Linked DNA regions of Mus musculus: regions 2 and 3 are each linked to region 1. A link is a loop called in an ENCODE intact Hi-C map of the cell type or tissue named here. Cell type or tissue: left cerebral cortex. All regions are shown on one strand.

Evidence for each region. Peaks named below come from ENCODE experiments on the same cell type or tissue, not always from the same donor. Only the 100,000 strongest peaks of a DNase experiment are listed, where the experiment ranks them.
Region 2: a loop joins it to region 1, with 5 times the contacts of the local background. A loop is called at or near these places in 41 of 42 quality-filtered maps.
Region 3: it touches region 1 in a loop (2.7-fold over the local background); 2 of 42 quality-filtered maps call a loop at or near these places.

Annotation. Positions count from the first base shown.
Region 1 is chr5:105,865,470-105,873,469 of GRCm38, forward strand. No RefSeq gene overlaps it. Among named protein-coding and RNA genes, the nearest start is that of Zfp326, 7.1 kb to the right of the region's middle. In left cerebral cortex, a CTCF peak has its summit at 3,379 (motif pointing left); DNase peaks (open chromatin) are centred at 3,367 and 7,666; H3K4me3 peaks cover 206 bases.
Region 2 is chr5:105,395,633-105,403,632 of GRCm38, forward strand. Gm26519 (predicted gene, 26519) reads left to right here and starts at 5,594. Exons shown (of 3, transcript NR_166586.1): 1 at 5,594-5,995; 2 at 6,185-6,473. In left cerebral cortex, a CTCF peak has its summit at 4,528 (motif pointing right); DNase peaks (open chromatin) are centred at 4,543 and 4,942; H3K4me3 peaks cover 642 bases; H3K27ac peaks cover 1,035 bases.
Region 3 is chr5:105,747,772-105,755,771 of GRCm38, forward strand. The region is part of intron 2 of Lrrc8d (leucine rich repeat containing 8D); the gene reads left to right. Among named protein-coding and RNA genes, the nearest start is that of Gm42166, 47 kb to the left of the region's middle. In left cerebral cortex, no CTCF peak of the experiment used is centred here; a DNase peak (open chromatin) is centred at 3,302; H3K27ac peaks cover 232 bases.

The DNA.
Region 1 (8,000 bases):
GGCTCACAGACTTACCTAGCAGCCAATTCTAATGGAGGCATTTTCCCAACTGAAGTTTCCTCTTAGCAGAAGACCCTGGCTTGTGTCAAGTTGACAAAGCCCAACAAAACAAAAAAACAAAAAACAAAACAAAACAAAACAAAAACCTAACCAGCATGGTAAGTAAAAGCCAAATTGTTTTTCATAGTGGTTGTATCATTTTATATTCCCACCATCTGTACTGAGAGTGCCACATAGTCTCTGTGTCTAATTTCAGTCATCTATTACATCATGGTAATATGCTAGTATAGTTTTAATTTGATCTCCACAACTAAGGATGGTAAGCATCTTTCACAAGCATTGTATTTTCCTTTCAGTTTTTTGAAACAAGTTTCTCTGTGTGTAGCCCTGGCTATCTACCCTAGAACTAACTCTGTAGACCAATCTGGCCTCCAATTTGGAGATCCACCTGCCTCTGCCTCCCAGTACTGGGATTAAAGATGTGCACCACCCTGCCCAGCTGGATTATTGTTTTCTTAACGTGAAATCTACAGAAGTCTGTCAAAAATGCAATGCAGGTCTTTCAAAAAAGAGCATATTCAGGTGTGTGCACATGCACACAGCCATATATGTAAAACCTCTGTAAATACTGATGTCCACAAATCCAAGAAGGGAAAAAATAAGCTGTCAACAGTCAGTATAAAGATGGCGAGAGCCCTGACCCAGGTCTTACTGGCTCTGAGCAGAGTATAGGGTGCTATGTATGAAGTCTTTCCAGGATTCATTTCATCACACGCAACATCCATTCAGGGGAGCTTCTTAGCTGTGGTCCAAGGGGCCCCGACTATGAGTCAAGATTGAAGCATTGTCAATATGACAACAGTTTTGTAACATATAAAATGGAAGAGTCATGGAGTCGCTCTACTGGTTATAGGAGTTTCGTCTCCTGGCTTTATTCCCCCTTCCGGCTCCCCACAGCCACGGCTCCTCTACCTCTCCATCACGTGCATTTCTGCCTTCACTGTGGCAAAGTGGGCCGGTTTGCCCCTCCTAAGAATTAGCAGACAAGAGCAGGCATGCTCCTGGGGCTTGAGTGGTGCAGTACCCGCCATGTATGTTACTACTGCCGAGGACCTTGTCGAGGCCACCACGGTGGGTCAGATGGGCGAGCGTTTCCTCAGCTAGCTGTGGTACAGACCCTGGAGCCGGCCTTCATGCTGCTCAGGTTCCTGAGCGCTTCTTTCCTGGAAACTTTGACATATGGTTCCAGTCTCATTAGATTTTCCGTGTCCGGGTGGTGGCAGCAGCTTTAGCCCAATTCCATGGAGTCCCCAACTGTCAGGAATCCCACTATGGCTTTGAAGGCGGCTCTACCGAACCCCTCGCTCTAAGCGCTCCCATCGGAGGGGGTGGAGAGGAATTTCCCAAGCGCCTTTAAAACCAACTTCTTTGCTGAAGCAAGAGGAAGAATTCTAGAAGAACCCTCCTCTTAGAAAACTGAGTTCCGGTCAAGCTTCGGCGCATTTAATATTTAATACTACGCTTTAAAAAGAAACCTGACGGGCAGTGGTGGCACACGCCTTTAATCCCAGCACTTGGGAGGCAGAGGCAGTGGATTTCTGAGTTAGAGGCCAGCCTGGGCTACAGAGTGAGTTCCAGGGCAGCCAGGGCTACACAGAGAAACCGTGTCTCAAACAACAACAACCCAAACAAACAAAAAAGAAACCTGCTCCTGGCATGGTGGCACACACCTTTGATCCCAGCACTCAGGAGGCCCAGGCAGGTGGATCTCTGAGTTTAAGGCCAGCCTGGTCTACAGAGTGAATTTCAGGACAGCCACGGAAATACAGAGAAAGCCTGTCTCAGAAAAGAAAGAAAGAAAGAAAGAAAGAAAGAAAGAAAGAAAGAAAGAAAGAAAGAAAGAAAGAAAGGAAGGAAGAAAGAAAGGAAGAAAGAGAGAAAGAAAGACCTTGTTACTATTGCTATGGGCCTTGATATAGACTATGATGATAATAATATTTTTAAAAGTAAAGATAAAAAGATCTCAAAAACAAAAGCAAAACAACAAAAAGTAGAGTAGATTGGTGTCTGGTTTTCTCCTGGAGCACCTAGTCTGTCCCTCTTCTGGCCAACACCTGCCTCCAAGGAGTCGGAGGACTGCCTGGCCTTCATCCAAAAAACCCACAGTGAAACCCGGCATTTCATTGAAGCAGGAACTCCACTCCTGAAGTCATGAAAGAGGTAATTTAGGTCTTTGATTTGTAGGAACGCCATTAAAAATTCCTCCTTTTGTTTTCCCCAGACGAAAGGTTGGAGAGATTTAGGTTGCAAAAGAGAAACTGACTACAAGATGCATCAAGTTGTCTCTGGTTGAGAAATATGGCCAAGAAATGCAAATCCTTTGTGTGGTTCCTGGGCTTAGCATTTACACAACATATTTCACATTTAAAAGCCCTTTACTGTCCTTGCTAATTACATCCCAAGGGCTTCAGGGCAGTTAGAAAAAAATACTGGCACAGAGCCAGTCTTCAGAGCTGCTGGAGGCGCGTGTCCGTACCAGTCTTGACTCCTGGGCTTGCTGTAGTTTACCAACACTAAACCCAGTGGGTCACGTGTGCTTAGTCAATCTCTACAAAGTTTCCTTTTTCCGGACTTGACATTTTCTCAAGTACAAGCTACTGAAACACAAAATAACATTTCTTCCAACAGCTAAATACTGGTGACAGTTTTAGGTTTATCACCAGGCCAGAGTCCCTGGAGAGACAGGGAGCACTGACACTTCTAAAAATGCACTAGGAGAATCCAGAGCAGCTCCGACTACGTAACTAGCCAAGAACCTCCTGCCATTGCATTCGCAGAGACACATGCTGGTATGCATAAACACTGCATGCCATGTCAAATGCGTGTATACTCTGTCTTAGTGTACAGTAAGTGTGCGCAGCGTGCACGAGCGTATGAAAAGCCAGTACAAGAGCGACCGTTAGTCACGCATTGGATCCTTCTGTCTTGTTCTGTGCTTTGGGCTATCAAATGTTTTGTTAACAAGTAATTATGAAAACCCATGTGCAGTTTCATATCCTGAACTTCAGACTTACCACTTTAATATAGTTTGTAGTGTTGCGGTCTTTTCTTAATAAGCTCTAAAAAATAGCATCTGACGAAAGGAGGCATCAGGAACCTTTATATCTCAAAGAGAGAGGCTGGTGTGAGAACACAGCCCTATTGAAGAGAAGGGCTGCTGTGTGGGAACACAGCCCCACAGAAGAGAAAGCCCTACTGAGCCATTCTCTACCTTGGTGGGTGTTCTATTAACTTTCCTCTGATTTGCAGGAACCTGTGCTCCAAAACACAGAGCCAACGTTCACTACATCTGGTGTGTGGTGCCCTCTGCTGGCCATTCCAGGGTAGTGCCTTTTCCTGTTCCTTGTAGGAAAGTTCTTTCTATTAGGTGCTGTGCCTGTTCTTATATTTCTAAGTGTGGCCTGAATGTATAATGACGACTGTATGGATATAGAAACCTGTCCTGGGTCCCTTTCCTATTCATTCAACAAACATATTAAACGATCTCTCAAGCCAAATGTATCGCTGTGGAGCTGGAGACAGCAGGAGGCAATGTTCACTTCCAAGGGTACAGCCACAGCAAGGGGGTGACCTCCTTAACAAGACTTGGATAGGACAGCAAATAAGTTGATTAGTTGGAGAGCCTCATCTAGTCTTTAGTTTTCCAATTTTGCTTATTGGTGTGTGTCTGAGAAGAGGCCAGAAGGGGACATTCAGACCCCTCAGAGCTGGAGTGGTTTGCTCGGATTTTGACCTGGGCTCTGGGATCCGAACTCTTGTCCTTAAGATTATACAGCAGGTGCTCTCAACTGTAAAACCATATTTAGCCCCGAGCCTAGTCTATCCTCACAATCACTGCAGTTGCAGACGTCCTAGCTAATTTGCTCCCAATTTACCTGGTAGAAATCTATGATAGATCATCACACGTTAGAAAGGCAAAAATGAGAGTATCTTGGAAGACTTTCCCACTCTCTGGGGTTTTATTACTTAACTTTAACAAATATCTATGTTTGCTTTGCTAAAATACAAGAGACAAAAATGATCAGATGACACAGTTTTAGCTGATCCCCTAGAGAAAAGCAAACGATATTTCCCAGAAAAGTGCTCATATATAATCTGTACCCCAGGTAGGGACCCCAATTTGAGGCCATCTTTGCTGTGCACACTTTATTTCTTTAAAAAAAACAAAACTCATCTATATGAGTACACTGTAGCTGTCAGACACTCCAGAAGAGAGCATTGGATCCCACTACAGATGACTGTGAGCCACCATGTGGTTGCTGGGAATTGAACTCAGGACCTCTGGAAGAGCAGTCACTGCTCTTAACTGCTGAGCCATCTCTCCAGCCCTGCTAGGCACATTTTCAAGGGAGGGAAGCCACCAATACTCCTACCCAGCTGCAACACCAGTGATGTTGGTGATGTACAGCGATGGCCAGGCACGTTGAGGCTGCAACGGTGGCATTGGTATCTTGGCAGTAACCACCACCGGTCTATTTGGACTCTTCAGTGTAATTGGTCCACTCGGTAGGAGGGAAACCGTGGTAGGTGTGGGAGACCTCGCCAACCACCTGGGGCTAGTGAGGTCATGGATCTTAGAGGAGTCTATTACCACCACCCATTTCACCATTTTAAACCGGTGTAATTTCTAACCGCATTCTACACACGTATCCTTATAACTGCAGATAGGTGCTATCCTGAGAGGCCAAATCTTTTGAGTTCAGACCCCGTTTTAGAGAACCTGACCTAAGTTTGAACGCAGGTAAACTAACAGACTGGTACCTAGCACTAGATTCCAAGTTGCCCCCCTCCAAGAAAACCTGAGCCTAGCTCCAGTCTCTAGGCTAATCCCCAACAATACTAGCATCTCCCCCAACTAGGTTATTCCCCCAACAAACTTGCACCTCTATTTACAATCCTGGCTAAAAACCACCAAATGCAGAGAGAAGCAGGAACTAAGTTTATGATATGACTCCCAGCACCAGGCAATTATGTTAAAGGCCACAGTTAGATACTTGCACACTCACTGCTTCCCCCACCAGCCCCTCTTGCTGCTTACTAATAAAGCCTTGCCCCGATGGATATTCAAGGTTCTCCTATCACCAAAACCATCCTGCGTGATGGCCGTGCATTGCGGGGGTCAGAGCTAGCTTGAGTAGAATAAAGACCCTGCTGTGAGATTGGCTCCTGTCTGTTCTTTTGGAGGATCAAACACCTCCTTGGCACTACACCCTATGGAGGATCCAACACCTCCTTGGCACTACACCCTATGGAGGATCCAACACCTTGGCACTACACCCTACGTCAAAGTTGCTTACTCTGCTCCCGGAGATCAGTTCAGAAACACACATCGGGTCAAATGCAGAGGACAAGCGATTGTGGGGTTTCCAATTCCACTGACAAATCTATAATGTAATTCCTGTATCTAAAGCTCAGGGGACATTTTGGAAGGTGAGGGTGGAAGGATTGTGAGAGCCAGAAGACCAGGAAAGCTGCTATAAGATTGTGTCTCCTGGGAGTGGCAGGGAAGCGTCACCCACGGTGCCTCAACAAGACCTGAAGAAGTAGAAGACTAACAGACATGTCGTCATTGGGGGAGGAGATCTCACAGGGCCCCATCCACAGGAGTGCTGAGAGTCAGGAAAATCAGTTTCCCCAGGGGAGGAGGTCGTGACATCAGAGGCAGCAAGGAGCTGTACACGGGAAGGTTGGAGAGATGAAAAAAAATGGGGAGATGATGCAATTGTATTTTAATTGCAGAGGTTTATTAAAAAACTTCCTGGCATAAGACAGCTGCTCAGTAGCACACAGTAGGCACTTTACTAGTATGCCAGACACACAGGCTTGGGCTCTAGGGCCAGGCTGACAGTCTGACTCTTTATGCTTTGTTAGCTGGGCATCCTGTGCAAGTAGGGTTACCTCATGCACAAACTGAGGGTGATGGAAGGACACATATCCCATGTAGGTAACATATGCAAAGTGCTTTGAATACTCACTAGCATTTAGGTCGTAACAAAAATTATTATTTTACTATTATTCCTTTCATCTTTTGGAGATGCCTTCATTCTTTTAAAGTCCTGAATTAAAATCAGGGAGAAACTTCAAGTGAGTCTTAGGTATAAAGGGCATTCCAGTTTGGCTGGAGAGATGAATCAGCAGTTAAGAGTGCTTACTGCTCTTCCAAAGGACCCAGGTTTCATTCCAAACAGCAACTGTCTGCAACACTAGTGTTGGGGATGCAATGCCCTCCATTCTTTGTAGGCAGCTAATGCTCCTGGTGAATGTTCCTTCCCCCTCAGCATTCACAGTGACAGCTAGGCAATTGTCTTAGTTAGGGTTTTACTGCTGTGAACAGTCACCATGACCAATGCAAGTCTTATAAAGGACAACATTTAATTTGGGCTGGCTTACAGGTTCAGAGGTTCAGTCCATTATCATGAAGGCCAGAGCATGGCAGCATCCAGGCAGGCATGGTGCAGGAGGAGCTGAGAGTTCTACATCTTCATCTGAAGGCTGCTAGCACATAGAATACTGGCTTCCAGGCAGCTAGGATGAGGGTCTCAAAGCCCACACCTGCAGTGACACACCTACTCTAACAAGGCCACACCTCCTAATAGTGCCACTCCCTGGACCAAGTATATACAAACCATCAGTCACAGCAACCTAAGAAAAAAAAGTAGGAACAAGGTGTTAGGCAAAACTATAATAAACTCATTCATAAGTGGTGACAAAAATCCTGCCCTGAAACTGCGGATGTGTTTGCATACGTTGGGGTTCAGATGAAGACCTTAGACACTTAGGTGATATTCATAGCGAACTTGAAGACAGAGACGGAAGAGAGGAAGCGCAGAAAAGTCAATGGAAATTGTGGTCGTGTGAAAGTGCTGGTGTGTTTATGGGCGTGGCAGATATCTCATGCTGATGGTGTGGAGGTGGGTGGAGGGTTAGGGGCTGAGGAAGAAAGGACTCTGGGTCATTAGTGAGTTCACACACCTAACTCTTCTTGGGTTCAAGGTCGTAGCTTCTCTGATGTAACTCCCTTAAGAACAGGTCCTAGGTATAACCTCCCTTTCCTTCTTGTCCCTGTAGCCTGTGCCTGACTTCAATCCTGCATCCTCTGACCTCCGCACATAAAATGTCCAGCCCCCGTCTCTCATTAAACTTTTAATAGACTTGTTTGTCTGTGATTCATTAACCTGTTGTCTGCTGTAAGAAATACAGAAGATGAAATAACACATGGCTTTATGTACAGAGGGTTGGGCCCTCAGGGTACCAAGCTGAGCCTGACAAAGATGAACCCAGCTAGAGTCTGGGAGGCCAGTGATAACACGTCGGTGCTTGGTACTCAGAGTTTGTTAAGTAAATTCATGTGGGGCGTGCTGATGACTTATTATGCAACCCTGTAGGCTCATGTTTGAGTGTTTGGTTCCCAGTTGGGCTGTTTAGGAAGAATTGTGAGATGTGGCCTTGTTAGAGGAGGTGTGGACCTGGGCTTTGAGATTCCTCAAACTCAGGGCAGGTGCAGTCTCTCTGCCTCCTGCTTACAGATCACATGTAAGTCCCCAGCTACTCCTCCAGTATCTTATCTCCCTGCCCGCTGCCAGGCTCCCACGGTGATGGCTGTGGACTTACCTCCCTGCCCGCTGCCAGGCTTCCACGGTGACGGCTGTGGACTCAGCCCTCAATTAAATCCTTTTAAAAATAAGTTGCCGTGGTCGTGGTGTCTCTTCATGGCAATAGAAAAGTAACTGAGACACAGGGTGGCTCTGTATGCAGACTTCTAAGAATGCTTCCTGTTTGGGAAGGAGGAAGGTTGGGGGAAGAGGTGTGTGTGTGTGTGTGTGTGTGTGTGTGTGTGCTGGCTCTCAGTACATCTTTGAGACTAGGTTTCTTCTGAGTTAGCAGCAACTTGCTTGGCCATTTTTTCTTCCAGGGGAGGGAAGGCAAGGTGGAGGGGGGGA
Region 2 (8,000 bases), 470 kb before region 1:
CTGCCCTGAGAACATGCTGACTTCGTCCTATATCCCTGCTCTGGAGAAAACAGCACCCTTAGCAACCTGCGGGGGTGCCCTAAAGAGGGAGCAGAGCCCCCAGTCTGCAGCCTTAGCCACCCAGTAGTGGCTTGGAGAATCCAGCCCTCGCCAGACACCTCTCAACGGAAGCCACAGAGCAAGCTTGAGCCACAGCCCCTCGGAGAAGCATCTCCTAGATTCCTAGCCTATGGACGATGTGAAGCAATGGAAGCTTGTTAGTCTTAAGATGCTTGCACACAGCCTCAGGTGAGGGGAACGTTGATGCAGGCTCACACATCAGCCCCAGGGTGAGCAGTACACAGGTGTGTGTGGAAGTAAATGGGCAGTGTATAGGTGCATGAAGGAACAACAGATAGGGCCACTCTCTTCATCGGGTGTTAAGAGAAAGCTGTCACCAAAACAGGCCAGACTGCAGGCTTTTTCCAACACCACTGCTATTACACTGTGACCTTTTATGCTAACAAAACAAAAGGAGTAATCCAAACGTTCTCTTAGTGGAGGCTAGAGACGGGCTCAGCAGTTGAGAGCACTGGCACTCTTCCAGAAGACCCTGGTTCAATCCCCAGTACCCACACAGTGGTTCACAACCATTTATAACTCGAGTTCCAGAGGATCTGAAACCCTCCTCTGGCTTCCATGAGCACCAGGCATACATGTGGTGTGCATATAGCCAGAACACCTATACACATAAGAAAATAATGTTTAAAGTATTTTTTTGAGTTCCCCCTTGGCTTGACATTTTTTCTTTATTTTTGAATCCAAATCTCACTATGTAACTCAGGCTGGTGGTGGGCTAATTATCCTCCTGCCTCTACCTCTGAATCCTGGGATTGAAAGGCAGGCACATAAGTCATGGTCAGCAGTGCATTTTCTTCGTATATGCATTTATTAAATGAAGACCTTTGAAGAGCTACAACGTGGGCAAATGTCACCCCCTGATCACTATGAGGACAAATGTGCCCCTAAGTCATTCTGATCTTGGTATTTCCAGAGACTGGTGTGACAAGATAAAGGACTCGTGCCACTTGGTTTCCTGAGTGGTTCTTAAATCACAGTCACTAGTTAGTTTTTGGCTTTTTGAGTAGTTATAATGACGTTTTATCTTTTAGTGATAACAAGCCAGGGAAAAAGACTATATTCCTAAGACATTACAGAGTCCAAGAACTCTCTCTGTTTCTGTTTAGTTTGGCAAACATTTGTTCAACTGTCCCAGAATTAGACACACTAAGTTAGTTAGACACAAGAAATACAAAGAAAATTGTGTGTGTGCTTATTCTCCAAAACTAAAGATCCAGTGAGTGCTTTACTCTTTTATGTGCCTCTGTGTGCACACAAGAGAACAATGTGGTGAAGTTAGTTCTACGGAGTTGTTCTCTTCCTCCACTTGTGGGTACCCTGGATTCAACTCAGGTTGTCAGGGTTGGCAGCAAGGGCTTTTACCCACTGAGCCATCACACCAGCCCCAGATCCAATAATTCTAAAAGTAAAATGGTTGCCAAGCATAGTGCTGCACACCAGTGATCCCAGCACCCAGGAAGATGAGTCAGGAGAATCACAAGTCTGAGGTTAGCCTGAAATACATAAAGAGACCATACCAGTAAATAAATTGATGGATATAGGTAGATATAAAGGTAGATAGATAGATAGATAGATAGATAGATAGATAGATAGATAGATAGATAGATAGATAATGATGTTACATAGAGAAAGAGAGAGATAGCAAGAATCAATGTACTTGGGCTGACATGCAGAGGTCCTTCAAGATCAACTAAGGCTTTGGGTGAGAGGGAAAGAAGATTCCAACAGAATCCAGAAATCCAGACGCCAAGGGAGAGTGGCAGCAGTCAAGAGTGAGGAGCATGCCACATTAGAGGAGAAGAGGTGAAAAGGACTAGCCAGGGAGCCTCCATAGCCTGGGATAGCCAGACACCCCTGGCTATCAGCCAGGCCCAGCAAGAACATGAAGTGCCAGTCATTTATGAACTTTGGAGAGAGGTGAATAGTTAGGTGTGAGGAGTAGCCCACAGTCCTTCCCTGCCATGCAACTAAGGGCAGCTAGGGAAGGAGAAGAGAGGAAGAGAAAGTCCTACCTTTAGGAAAAATAAAAAATTTAGATAAGACACTAATTCCTAAATCAACTCTGCCTTGCAACCTAAAACAACCATGGGCTCTTGTACGGTGAAGTTCCCTTGGGGTTTAATCCCACAGACCAATGTCCGTCCTTCTAAATACAATTTATACTGACAGCAAGATGCAAAACTTAACTTGTGGGGGTTTTCCCTATCATTTCTCCAACCATAAGTATTAAATACACCATACATATTTACATTAATGAAAGCATTATTCAGACTACCCATGTGAATAAAAACAAGATTGTAAATGAAACATTCCATTTCTATCACGAAGGAAAATGACTATGAATTGTAGCCGCAAAGCCTTTCCTCTAAAAATCGCCCTCAGATCTATTTCTCGTTATCTGTGCCACACTGACAGACAGCATTAGCAGAGTGTAGTGTGCATTAGGCAGCCCCATAAGAGATCTGATTACACACAGCTAAGTTCTCATTGATTATAAGGGCCTTACAACTTAGCCAGGTTCTCCATAGCTTCCCTGCTCACAGCAGCTGCCCCACAACCAGGCCCACAGCCCAACTCCACAAGCCCAGGGCTCACACTCTCTGCTCTGCTCTGGGCTGATCCCAACGCTGACTTCTGGCCCTTCACCACATGACCTAATTGTGGCATCTGCTCCCGTGGTTTCTCCTCATCCTTCAGTTCTTGGTGCCATTTCTTCCCAGGACAGTTTGGTGGTCATTTCTGAAGACGGGGAGGAGGGACTGACACAGACATCACTCTAAGAAAATGAGCCTTCTTATGCCTTGACAAATCTTCCCCACTTCTTTAGCCTCATATTTTAACCAAGTGCAAGAACTCAGCAACAATTCTGTTTCCACACTTCCTGCTTGGACCTCCAGGTATCAGATATAAGCTCACCTGCCATCCTGAGCCCTATCCTTCCTCCCCCCTCCAGCTCTCCCATGGGGTCCTGGCAGGTCCTACCACCTCTCACAAACACATGCCGATGGAAGTTATTAACATTCTCTACCAATCCAGGAATAATAAGCCAACTGTTATCAATGTCTTACCATGGGAAGTGTTGTATTATTTTATTTGATTCTTCCAGCACCCTCTTAAGAGAGGCATTTTGCTTTTTTTTTTTTTTTTTTTTTTGAGTTAGGAACTTAAGATATATACAGCTAATACAACTTTCCCAATATTAACTGCCTATAAGTGACAGAGAAAAAGCTTGACAAAGCCGTGTAGCAACTTCTGGTACATCTGCTGATTTAACGTCTGCACATTCAAGAGGGGGAAAAGCATCAAGCGTATCCAGAAATGACACTGAGAAACATATAAACCACTAAGTGGAGAAGGGAAGACGGAGACTCCATTCGAGACTTCACATCTGCAGACACACCAGCCGGGAGAGCTACAGTGCAAACAAGAGACTGTAAAGGGAATACACTGACTTGGCAAGAGACACAGAGGCTGCCAAAACACTGGGGAGAAAGAAGAGACTGGACTTATGTCCTAGATGAGCAAGAGCTAAAACTGTCCTGGAGAGTCCAGATCTGCCTGGTGAGTAGCTTAGCCTTCTGCAGGAGGGTTCTCCATTACCTGCTGAGAAACCAGAGTGTGTCGTGCTAAGTCCAAACAAACAAAGGTCCACAGAAGCTTGGCTCTGCATTGACTTTGAGAAATTCAACCATTTTGTCAGAGGAAGCAGGTTGAGCCACACCGAGGCAAGGCCCTTTTGAAACTTAAAATCTTATAAAGCTGTATTAGATGTGTAAACAATGAGAGTTAGCTAGCTGTATGGGGGCAGATCTCTTAATGGGTGCTTACATACCAGTGCCTTCGTGCACAAGTAGGATCATGAAAAATTCATAGTCAAATAACGATTAGTATCTCAGTGCCTAGCACTACGTGAAGGCTTGGCAAATATTTCACAGTGGTACCACTATGATGGGGGCATGAAGAGCCATCGTATGACCCCAAAGAAAACAAATACATGCTCTCTCTAGGTCATTTACATTTAAGTGCCCTGTGCCTAGCTCCTGGCAGACCCTTACACATGGCAGGCAGTCAACAGACATCTGTTAGATAAATAAAGGAAAGGAAGAAATGGGACTAAAAATGACTGCTCTTGCAGAGGACTTACCTAGGTCTAGCTTCCAGCATCCACATGGTAGTTCACAACCATCTTTAACTCCAGGTGCAGAGGCTCTGACGCCCTCTTCTGGCACTGCACACACAGGGTACCCATAATAGATGCAAGCAAAACACTCACAGGCATAAATCTAAAATATTTTTTAAGGAAAGCAAGAAACAAATGAATCCTAGTGATGCCTTGATAGCAATGTTATTTGCGACTACCAACTAGAGACCAAGTATTCCAACCTAAGAGCCCCGGCCATTCTCACTCAAACCACAAGAGGGCGCTTTATAAAAACAAATGAAACTCGGAGAGAAACAAGAGGCGGTCAGACCTTAAGAGAAAGTTAGTGTGAAACGAAATCGATTCAGAAACATGTTTTCAAAATTGCCCTCACCCCATCCTGAGAGAATGGCTACATTCATTCATTACATATCAGAAAACAACTGCGTCATAAAGGACCTCTGATTATGAGCTCAGTGGTCCTTTCATAAATAAGAGACAAAAGATTATTTACGCTGATGACATTTGGGAAGTATTTGAAAGCAGTCAACCGTGCTAGCTCACATTGCAGTTCTTAAAATGCCCAAGGCCATGATGGGAAAGCCCGTGCTTTCAGGGACCAGCGTTGTATGCGTGCTTAGAGCAGACCTGAACGCTGAAGATCACGAGGGAGGATCAAGTAGATGCCGGCATCCATCACAAGCTAGTTGGTTCAGATCCAACTCAAACATCAAACCAGGCTTTCTACAGGCTGGAACAGAGCGACAAATAGCCCATCTGTATTGCCAGGGGCGGCACCAATGAGAGCAGACATCTATTTCCATAAAAATAGACTTTAGTGGCTGAAATAACCGGACATTTGGCAGGGCCGGCTCATAAAACGAGCATTTCATATGCCAGTAGGCTATAATTGGTACAATAAATCATTTTCTTTGTACCCAGTGAATCTTTAGTTTTCCAAAAGACTAAGCCCTCAATTTAAAAGGGTCTAAATTGTTTTTGCCTTAAAGCCAGCTATCTGGAGAAATAACTTCATCGCAACAGCTGCAGCATAACAGGCCAGTGTTTCTTCTCAAAACAATATGCATTGTTTTCTTCTAGAATCATGTGCTTTTCTCATACCAGTTTTAAAGCTGCCAAAATCAGTTTTTTATTCTAAGAAGCACAGAGATGATTGGAGCAATGGCTCAGTGGGTATAAAGTTCTTGCTGTATTGAATCTCTCACAGAAAGATGAGAGGCGGAGACCGGAGACTGGCCTAAAAGATCAGGGGCCAAGCCAGCCTGGAATAGGCTGCACAGTGGGGCGGGTGAGGGGGTGGGGGGAGAAGACTACACTGGTTAGTTTTTGTCAAGCTGACACAAACTAGGAGGCCACCTCACTGGGAAATTACACCAATCTGGCTGCCCTCTGAGCAAGCCCATGAGGCATCCTCTTGACTGTTAATGGGATAGGGGCCACAGCGGATGCTGCCACTCCTTAGCGGTGGTCCAAGGTTCTATTAGAAATCAGGCTGAGCAGGTCAGTAAGCAGCACTCCTCTGTGGTTTCTGCCTCAGTTCCTGCCTCCAGGTTCCTGCCCTGCCTTCCAAGATAATGAACCTATGAACTAAAATAAGCTTTCTCCCCAATTTGCTTTTGATCCTGCTTTTGATGACAGCAACATAGAAGGAACTGAAACAGAGACCTTCCTCTGCTGTGCCCCGAAGACCCAGGAGAACACCACTCATTGCAGGTCAGATTAAGAGTCCTTTGTTCAAAACAGTGGGCTCAAGACAGACAGGACTCTCAGAAGCAGAGTAGGGTTTATTAAGCCAAACCCCACAATCACATCACCCCAGGTGTGGGCCGGGGGTGGGGGGCAGAAGTTTTGAAAGTTTCAGTTCATCTGATTAAAACAAATTGGTTTTGTGTTGTAAAACAGTGGACCTCCGGAAGCTGCAGGTGTGACTGCATGAGACCGGAAGCTGCAGGTGTGACTGCATGAGACCGGAAGCTGCAGGTGTGACTGCATGAGACCGGAAGCTGCAGGTGTGACTGCATGAGACCGGAAGCTGCAGGTGTGACTGCATGAGACCGGAAGCTGCAGGTGTGACTGCATGAGACCGGAAGCTGCAGGTGTGACTGCATGAGACCGGAAGCTGCAGGTGTGACTGCATGAGACCGGAAGCTGCAGGTGTGACTGCATGAGACCGTTCTGCCACCAGGATGTGGTTAGTGGGGGGGGGGGGTTGGGGAGTGGGAGGGCACTGGGAAGCTTTTCAGCCAGAAGTTAGCCGAAACTAGAATAAAATGGAGTCACTTTGAGCAGCTCACATCAACAAGTAGAAGAGAAACAACTAAAAGACCTCTGACCTCCACACAGGCTCCAAGAAATGTGTGCAAGTGCACGCACACACACACATACACACACCACACACACACACACACACACACACACACTATATATATATATGTATATATATATATATGTATATGTATATATATATGTATATATAATCACATATACATACACACAAACACATGCACACACACCACACACACATACATACCACACACATACATATACACACAAACACATATGTGCACATCATACCTACACATGCACCACACACACAAACACATATGCACACACATATACACACATACACATAGACACACATATGAAAATTGCTTTTATAGTCAGCAAAGAGAGAACAGACAGGAAATAGGACTCTGCTATCTAGTAAAGAACAATGGCCGACCTGCCTCAAGTCATGGTTCCGAACGGTTCCATAACCATCTGGACCAGTGCCACCACTAGAGGAACAGAGTTCAAACACATGAGCCCACGGCGGACGTTCCCCACCCAAATGATAACACTACCAAAAAGAAAAAAATGACCCAAATTTAGCACTCAGTCAAAACAGATGACCCCTGAAGTGTCCCATTTAGATAACTCTTGGTAGATGTGATGGTGACTGTCTTAGCTCTAAGTTAATGCACAAATTCAATGTTTAAATCTATTTATTAGGCCAGTTAGAGGGCTCAGTGGGTGAAGGTCAGCCTGATGACCCGAGTTTGGTCCCTGTGACCCACATGAAGGAGTAGAGGGACCAACTCCCTGCAGGTTATCCACTGACACCCATGTGAATGCACTGGCACCCCCAACACACATAAATATGTATACTTAAATAGTTTATAATTAGAAAGCATTCTATGAATTGCCCTTGCATGAACTAAATAATCAGTATTAACTCTATTCTATAATTCTTGGTTTCTAGCTCTCATATAAATAATTCCCCTAAAGGGGGTGGTTGGTGATATCTTCGCTTCTTTCTAAGCCAATAATTATGTATCTATTTATCAATGCCAATGGGCTTGGAAAAGAAGTGCTTCATATCATCTGTCATATGAAAGATAAGTACTAACAAAACTAAAATGAATTTCACTTATTCAGAGCTATAAGGCCATTCCATTTTCACTTTCAAGGGACAGCTTCCTGGGACATACGATGATGTATATGTGTACCTATGTATGCACATATGCATACTCATGTGTATGTGTGTGTGTATGTATATATGTATGCACGACATGCATGAGTGTACATCTGTGTGCATATTGTGTGCATTTGTGTGTAGACATGTGTCATGTCCCTATATGTGTGCATATTTTTCTGTGTGTGCTTGTGTGTATGCATACTTGTTTGTGTGAGTCTCTGTGTGGACATATATTTCTGTGCATGTTTGTAAGGGTGTGCT
Region 3 (8,000 bases), 120 kb before region 1:
GTTTATAACTGACGCCACCACCTTAATGATAATAATAATAATAATTCTCCCTCTTCCTCTTCCTCTTCCTCTTCTTCCTCCCCTACTTCCTCCCCTCCTCCTCCTCATTATTATCAGGGACATGCACAGCTTTAGGATTGACCTGACTGGGACCAGGGAATGACGGACACACACATGTACAGAAAAGCTGGGATCTGGCGGGCCCTGCGTTCTTGATGGAGATTCATTAGCAGCCCAGAAACTCAGTAGTTGTTAATATAAGCTGAAGGAGGATGAGGTTAGCTCATCTCCAGAGGGTCCCTGGAGAGGAGCAGTCTTAAGCTTTAGTCCTCCTGGAGGAGGAGGAGGAGGAGGAGGGTTGGTACTTCTCTGAAAACCGTCAACATCTGTAGTTGGAGCAGGCCTTGCCATTCCCCTCAGCCTGACTGGTGGAAGTCTCTTCTGTTGATTGGTTTAATGCATTAGGGTCTTTCACTCATGTCACATACGCATGCTCATTCTCACAGGGTACTCTCATTGCGCACAAGTGCATATGCACACATGTATGCCCCGGTGCATGGATGAGAGTCAGGGTGATCATTTAGAGTCGGTTCTCTTCTTAGACCTTCACACAAGTTCTGCAGCGCAAACTCAGGTCATCAGGCTCATGTAGCAAGTGCTGTCCCTACTGCACCATCTTGCTGGCCATCAACTTCTGCTTTGTTTGTTTTTTGAGACAGGGTTTCTCCTTGTAGCCCTGGCTGTCCTAGAACTCACTCTGTAGACCAGGCTAGCCTTAAACTCATAGATTCTTCTGCTTCCCGAGTGCTGGGATTAAAGGCACGTGTCACCACCGCCTGACTAACTTCTGCTTTAAAATAAATAAATAAAATAAAATAAAATAAAATTGGGGGCTGGAGAGCTGTCTCAGTGATTAAGAGCACTGACTGCTCTTCCAGAGGACCTGAGTTGACCAGCAACCACATGGTGGCTCACAGCTACCTGTAATGGAATCTGATTCCCTCTTCTGAAAGTAGAACACTCATATACATAGAATGCATAAATACATAAAGACAATTACATATGTGATAATGCATAGAATAAAATTAAAAAGCTGTCCATGAATATAGTAAGAATATTGTTGCTTGGTGGTAAGATGATAGATAGTTCTTAGATTTATTTTCACTTTTAATTTTATGTATGTGTGTATATATATATATATATGTATATATACACACATACATACACGTATATCATATTATATAATACATATTATATATTGCATAATAATACATGGTATATTGTATATAAGTATATTATAATATATAAAAATATATCTCATATATATATATGCATGTGAATGCTGATGCCCTGGAAGACCAGAGATGTCACATCCCCAGGCTCTGAAGTTGCAGGTGTTGCCCAACATGGGTGCTGGGAACTGAACCCTGTTCCTTGGCAAGAGAAATCTCCTCTCTGAACAACCGGAGCCATCTCTCTAGCCCTCTAGACTTCTGCTTTAAAAAAAAAAAAAAAAAAAAAAGCTTCCTGTATTATCGGAGTTTTAGACATAATCAGTGTCACATTTATTACCAGAATGAACCAGATTCATTTCACTTTGAGAAGACGAGGTAAACCAGAATCAAGTAAACTGAGACTCTGCTTGGCTCTAAATATACGCCCTGCCTTTGGCATGTGGGGTGCGCACAGGGTCTCAGGCCACCTCCACTTTCTGGACAGGAAGATGACAGAGTTGGTTGCCTCTCGTTGTTATCACTCCTGTTCCTTCTCAGTCTATATAGTGAGAAGGAGCCCAGTAGGCTGTGGGAATCTGTGCACTCTTCGCAGATCTGTCTGTCTGTCTGTCTGTCTGTCTCTGTCTCTCCCTCTCTCCCTCTACCTCCCTCTCTCCCTCTCTCTCTCAGAATGGCACAGAACTGCCTTGTGACTCTTTCCCGTCTTTTGAAAAATAATGAGAGCCGAGAATGATAACGTTTGCTGCCTTAAAAACGTAACCTTTCACATACAATGTCTAACTGTTTAGTTTTGTTTATAAATGTGCAGCTCTTGGGTTGGTGGGACATGAACCTGCTGAAGGAGTCAGGTTTGGGGGCATCACCTGTGAAAGGCATGGCTGGTAATGACTAATATAAGGCTGTCTAGATAGTAGGAAAATAAAAATATTTGAGAAAATCATGATGGCTGCCATTGTGTGTGTGTTTATTCTCCCTTCTGGATTTATTTGGGTTCCTAATAGAAGACAAATCCAAACTCAGGTTTGGGGAAGTTAGCATGGTGTAATACCAATAGATTGATGGTCTCCGTTTACTGCCATTGTTACTGTTTTTGAAGTATTGCAGATTGACTCTAAGGCCTCATCCGTGACAGACAGCTACATACTATACCTATAGCCTGGGCTTACATATATGGATAATTGCTATTCAAGGGATTGTGAGCAAAATGGCACCATTTTCCAGTAAAATACTTTACAGCAGATGTTTTACAGGTATATGAGCCCTTGGGATACTTCAAGAGAATATTGAAATGTTAACGAGGTTTTGTTATTTGTAATAAAATCCTCTCATACCATTCGGTAGATATTGAGGGTAAGGGGAGTGAATTTGACTTCGTTTTCATACTCGGTCCTGAATAGAGATAGCATTTGTGGGAGGGTTGAATTACCAGAGGGATACGGGAGAGGGTTCTAGGCCTTGCTCCTGCCTCAGTTTACCTTTGGGGCTGTGAGGCTGTGCTGTCATTGGTTTCTCCCCTGTTTTTAACCTGCTGTTTGCAGCTGTGATGGGCTGTGAGTGAGGGGAAAATGACCTGTTGTTATGTTAAATGCAGAGGAAGAGAATAATCTGCAGAGAGCTCTCACAACCAAAGAGCAAGAGCTTGATGGCTTTGCTTTTGTATATGCGAAGGTAATGCTTTAATGACCACTCTGGGGAGAAGATTGGCAGGCGCTCATTTCAGAGTAGTCTTTCATGGGCTACCTCATGGTTGCCTCCCTGCCTGTTCTAATCCTTTGCTCTTTGAAGGAAGACATCTTGTGGTCCAAATTGCCACATTCGCCCAGTGTGAGCCCTAGATGTAAGTGGAATAGCACATTGTGAAAACCAGAGTGAGAAATTCTGAAATGACTGAGATGACCTCGGCGGAAGGGTGGCAGGTCCTCCAGATTGTATCCAGAATAGTGACTTTAATATTCTTTTTATAAAAACTTCATTCACATCCAGCGCAATAAAATAAGATATTTTAGGTAGTTTCAGAATTAGACTTCTTTGCCATTTTCAGTGTTAACTCATAATTCGTGTATTTGGAAGAGCAGACGTTTTACAGCTTCTAAATATATAGTCTCCCAAGTTTTAGTCTTGCTTTGTGGACGAGCCCAGCACATTGGGGTCACTCATTAGCCAAACTTTCCATTTGTGCACTGATGGTGGGCAGTCAAACTTACAGACGCGGTGCTTCAGGCAGGCCTATACCCCACCAGAAACGTGCAATTTAAGCTTTTCTAGAAGACATCAGAACCTCTGCCTCCTTTAATCTCTCTTTAGTCAGAAACATTATGAATTAAAGCTTTTATGGTAAAACTTAAAAGATTTTTTTCCTTTGGTTTTATTTGTTTGTTTGTTTTTTCGAGACAGGGTTTCTCTCTGTAGCCTTGGCTGTCCTGGAACTCACTCTGTAGACCAGGCTGGCCTCGAATTCAGAAATCCATCTGCCTCTGCCTCCCAAGTGCTGGGATTAAAGGCGTGCGCCACCACTGCCCAGCAAAACTTAAAAGATTAACACAGATTTGGCTCTAGCTTGTCTGTCCCTCCCTCGTGAAATGATTGACAGACAAGCTAGCCTCCCCTCCCTCTCCTTTCCCTGTGAGTTCCCAACTCCAGAACGCTTTCCTTACTTTGCTGGACAACTCCAGTTATTTGGCTTTTACTTTTGAGATACAGTCTTACTCTGTAGACCAGGCTAGCCTCAAATTCAGAAACCCACCTGCCTCTTAGGGGTTAAAGGTGTCTGCCCTCCTCTACCCATAGCAGTTTGTTTACAGTTGTTCGATTAGATTTTCTTTGAAATTCTTTCAATACTCCTCATTTTTCCTTTTGAAGTTACATTGGAGAACCTCATCCGCCACAGATGATCTTCTGCGGGAAGGCAGGTGAGGAACAGAGAGAAAGGAAACGGACCCCTAAGCCTTAGCCCTTCTGATGAACGGGGAAAGTGCGGGTGCCTTTGGCGGATCTATAAAGCTCTGTGCAGTTACCCCTTCCACATGGCTTTGGGATGCTGAAGTTTCTGATCCTGCACCCCTTTCCCTGAATGCTTTTTTCCACAGTCTGTTACTATTTTGAGATTAATACTTGCTTTTCAAGAATATGTACCTCAAAGTGACAGTGTTGCTTAAGGACATTTCAGAGATTCTTGGATATTCTGTCCTAATTCCAAACGAAAATCCACGTGACGGTCTTAATAAAACTCAAGCTGGAAACAGCCATTTTTATTTTGTTTTGTTTTGTTTTTGTTTTGTTTTTCGAGACAGGGTTCCTCTGTGTAGCCCTGGCTGTCCTGGAACTCACTTTGTAGAACAGGCTGGCCTCAAACTCAGAAATCCACCTGGGGCTGGTGAGATGGCTCAGTGGGTAAGAGCACCCGACTGCTCTTCCGAAGGTCCAGAGTTCAAATCCCAGCAACCACATGGTGGCTCACAACCATCCGTAAGGAGATCTGACTCCCTCTTCTGGAATGTCTGAAGACAGCTACAATGCACTTACATATAATAAATAAATAAATCTTTAAAAAAATAAAAATTAAAAAAAAAAAAAAGAAATCCGCCTGCCTCTGCCTCCCAAGTACTGGGATTAAAGGTGTGCGCCACCACCGCCCGGCGGGAACAGCCATTTTTAAAACCTAACATTCTAACAGGATAACATTCAAAGATAGATGAGGGTGATACATGCTGAGTGATGGTAGGAAATACGAGAAGTCCCAGCTGGCTTCTGTGCCTCCAGCATTGTCTCTGTAAGGGCAGACAGCTCCATGTGTGCACAGTAGAGACACTGCAGTTCATAACATGACAGCCGCTGAGGGGCGTTTCAGTCAGTGGTTGCTGGCCTTGCACAGTGTGACAGACAGCCTATGTACTGCAAATGCAGTACAAAATGGGCACGTTCAGATCCACCGAAACCGTCACAGGAATGGATACTTTTTTTTTTTTTTGAATTTTCTGTCATTGCTAAAGCCAAATTTCTTGTGGCCCTTACATTCACTCACCTAACCGCATGGTGGGGTCGATTCAGAAACCCAGAAGGAAGCAAACTAACAGGTACATTGTAGCAACTTGTTGCTCCAACTGGAGGAGATCCCGAAAGAGTTCTAGAGCCTGAGCCCCCTTGTAATTTCTGCCCTCTTTAACAGTCTTTACTGTCTGTCATGAGGAAGCGGGTGTGGCCTGGAAGGTCCTGGAGCCAGCCTTCCTACTCCTGCCTTCTACTGGCTAAGCTGTTTTTTTCCTATGATTTCATGGGTGACATATTTGAAGCCATGTTTCTTTTTGGTTTTCATAAAAGTTTGCTGTTTCAAAATAAGAATTTTCATTTGGTTCTTTTTTGCAGCAACATAATAAATACTCATTTAATGAAAATATAGGAGATGAAGCAATTGAGAGAAATTGCATCGCAGGGTGCAGTGTGTAAATAGGTGTATGTATGTGTGTGGGGGGTGCCGAGGGCGAGAATAGCCTCCGGGGCTCTTGCCTGCCTGCCTGCCTAATTTGTAATCTGGATACCTGGATTATTATTGAAGGTCTCCTGTCTCTCGCTGCTATTGGTTTTTAGAATGACCCTATTTCCTTTCTCTTCTTCTTTTACTTAGCCCACGAAGACTAAGCCTGTCCATTTGAGAAATGTCTGTTACAGACCAGGCCAGACATGAATCTCTGTTCATGTGATGTTTTCTGGGGTCTGTGTTAGTTTAATTTTTTCCCCTTGTTTTTCTGCACTTTGGTATGAAGATGCTGTGTTTATGAAGAGAGCCTCGGTGTCTTTCATGTATTATGCATTCTTAAACCAATCCCAGCCAGCTCTGACCCTTTGAGATTTTAAAACTGCTTTGTTCCGGTTTCTGCGAATTTTTGAAATATTAAAAAAAATGTTCTTGAGGGGATGGGTCATGGGAAAAATTTTTCAGGGTCGTTTCTTCTTAGAAAACTGTAATTTTGCATAGAGAGGTTTTATTCAGGGTTCAATTCTGCCAGGTGCACGCCGCCTTGAACTTGAGCCCCCCAGCTTGTTTGGTATTTAATTCTCTGTTTTTTGGAGACAAAGCCTCTTGAGTTAACTGCCTTCAGTTCTTCCCGTTGTCCCATCAAAGAAAGGTCTGAAAGCCTGGGTTTGTGTTGGAGCCACATGTCAATACATGAGGATCAAAAGATTCTTCTGTTCTGTTTTTTTGTCTTTGAACCAGGACTTTCCAGAAAGAACACAGACTTGTTTTGAATATTGCCGCCTCTGGGTGTGATTATGCAAGTCAGTAGTATTTTTGATTTTTAAAACCCCGTTCATAATAGTTGCAGAGGTATGAAATTGCAAGGAAAACAAAAATACTCTTTTTTTTTTTTCTTCTCCAAATAACTTGCACAAAGCAGCCTTTGAGTGCAGGTGGCTTACAAGGATCTGCAGTTCTCCCACTGCAGAGGACGTTTCCGTAAGAGCTGCTTCCCATTTAAACCCCACCTGCCAGGAGTCTGCCCCAAGTCTCATTTTAAACTGAGTATATGAGCATACATGTGTGTGTGTGTGTGTGTGTGTGTGTGTGTGTGTGTGTGTGTGTACATGTCGTAGGCAGATGTCTACATGTGTGTGTCTTCAAATGTACTTCACCTTGGTTTTTGAGACAGAATCTCTCACTGGCTTGGAGCTTCCCAAGCAGGTAGGCTGATGGCCTGTGAGTACCAAGGATCTGTCTGTGTCCTTCTCCCTAGTGCTAGGATGAAGCAAGCCCAAGCCTTTTTATGTTGCTCTGAGGATACAGTTCAGGTCTGGAGCACTTTACGGAGGAAGCCTTTTCCCCAGTCATGGAAGTTTTAAGCTCCATCCGATATCCTTGGATGTTCCTCATGTGCTGACTCCATTTAAGGCCCCCATCAAGTCCTCCCGGAGCTGTGGTCCCTATGCCGATGGTCTCCGTGTCTCTGACCTCCAGTGCCCTACAGACACTGGAGCTGATAGGCAGCCACCTGCCCGAGCCCTCAGTGTTTATCTTTGCCCTCAGATTTCTTAAGAAAACAGTGTCCTCACACGAGGCCTTGTCTGAGGAAGTCCCTGCCTGTGTCTCCAGTCTGAAGCTGTTGCCCCTCCCCCGCCACACACACACACACACACACACAGACAGACACACACACAGATACACACACACACACACACACACACACACACACACACACACACACACACACACGCTCACCTGAAACCTTACAGATCCTACCTAGGCTCTTCCAGTCTGTGCCTCTGCCCTCCCTCCACTCTTTCACGTTAACCTAGCTTTCTCCCTTTTCTTCCTTGTATCTTAAGTTCCATCTCCCTCAAGAGATTGTGTGTGTGTGTGTGTGTGTGTGTGTGTGTGTGTGTGTGTGTGTGTGGTCTACATTGTGAAAGCCGAGAACCTACTACTGTAAGTTGCCCTCTGACCTCATGCCCTCAGTCATGTTGTGACAAGCACTGAGTACATGCACGAGCACACACACCCAGAGAATAAGTATATGCAAGAAGAAGGAATAAATGAGATCTTAGTGTATTTAAAAACATTGGAAAAATCAGAGTAAGTGCAAACAGTAATTTAAAACCATGAAAATGAAAACAAATGTCCCGTGACAGTGCTGTTGGAGAGGGGAAAGGCCACCACAGGTGCGGGAACTGACCTTTGGCAGGCCACGAGTTGAGGAGAAGGGGTTCGCTAACCTGTCATCTTCAGGAGCCTACTCCTTTGTAGCCCTGGGTACACATTGTAGGAGGACCGCC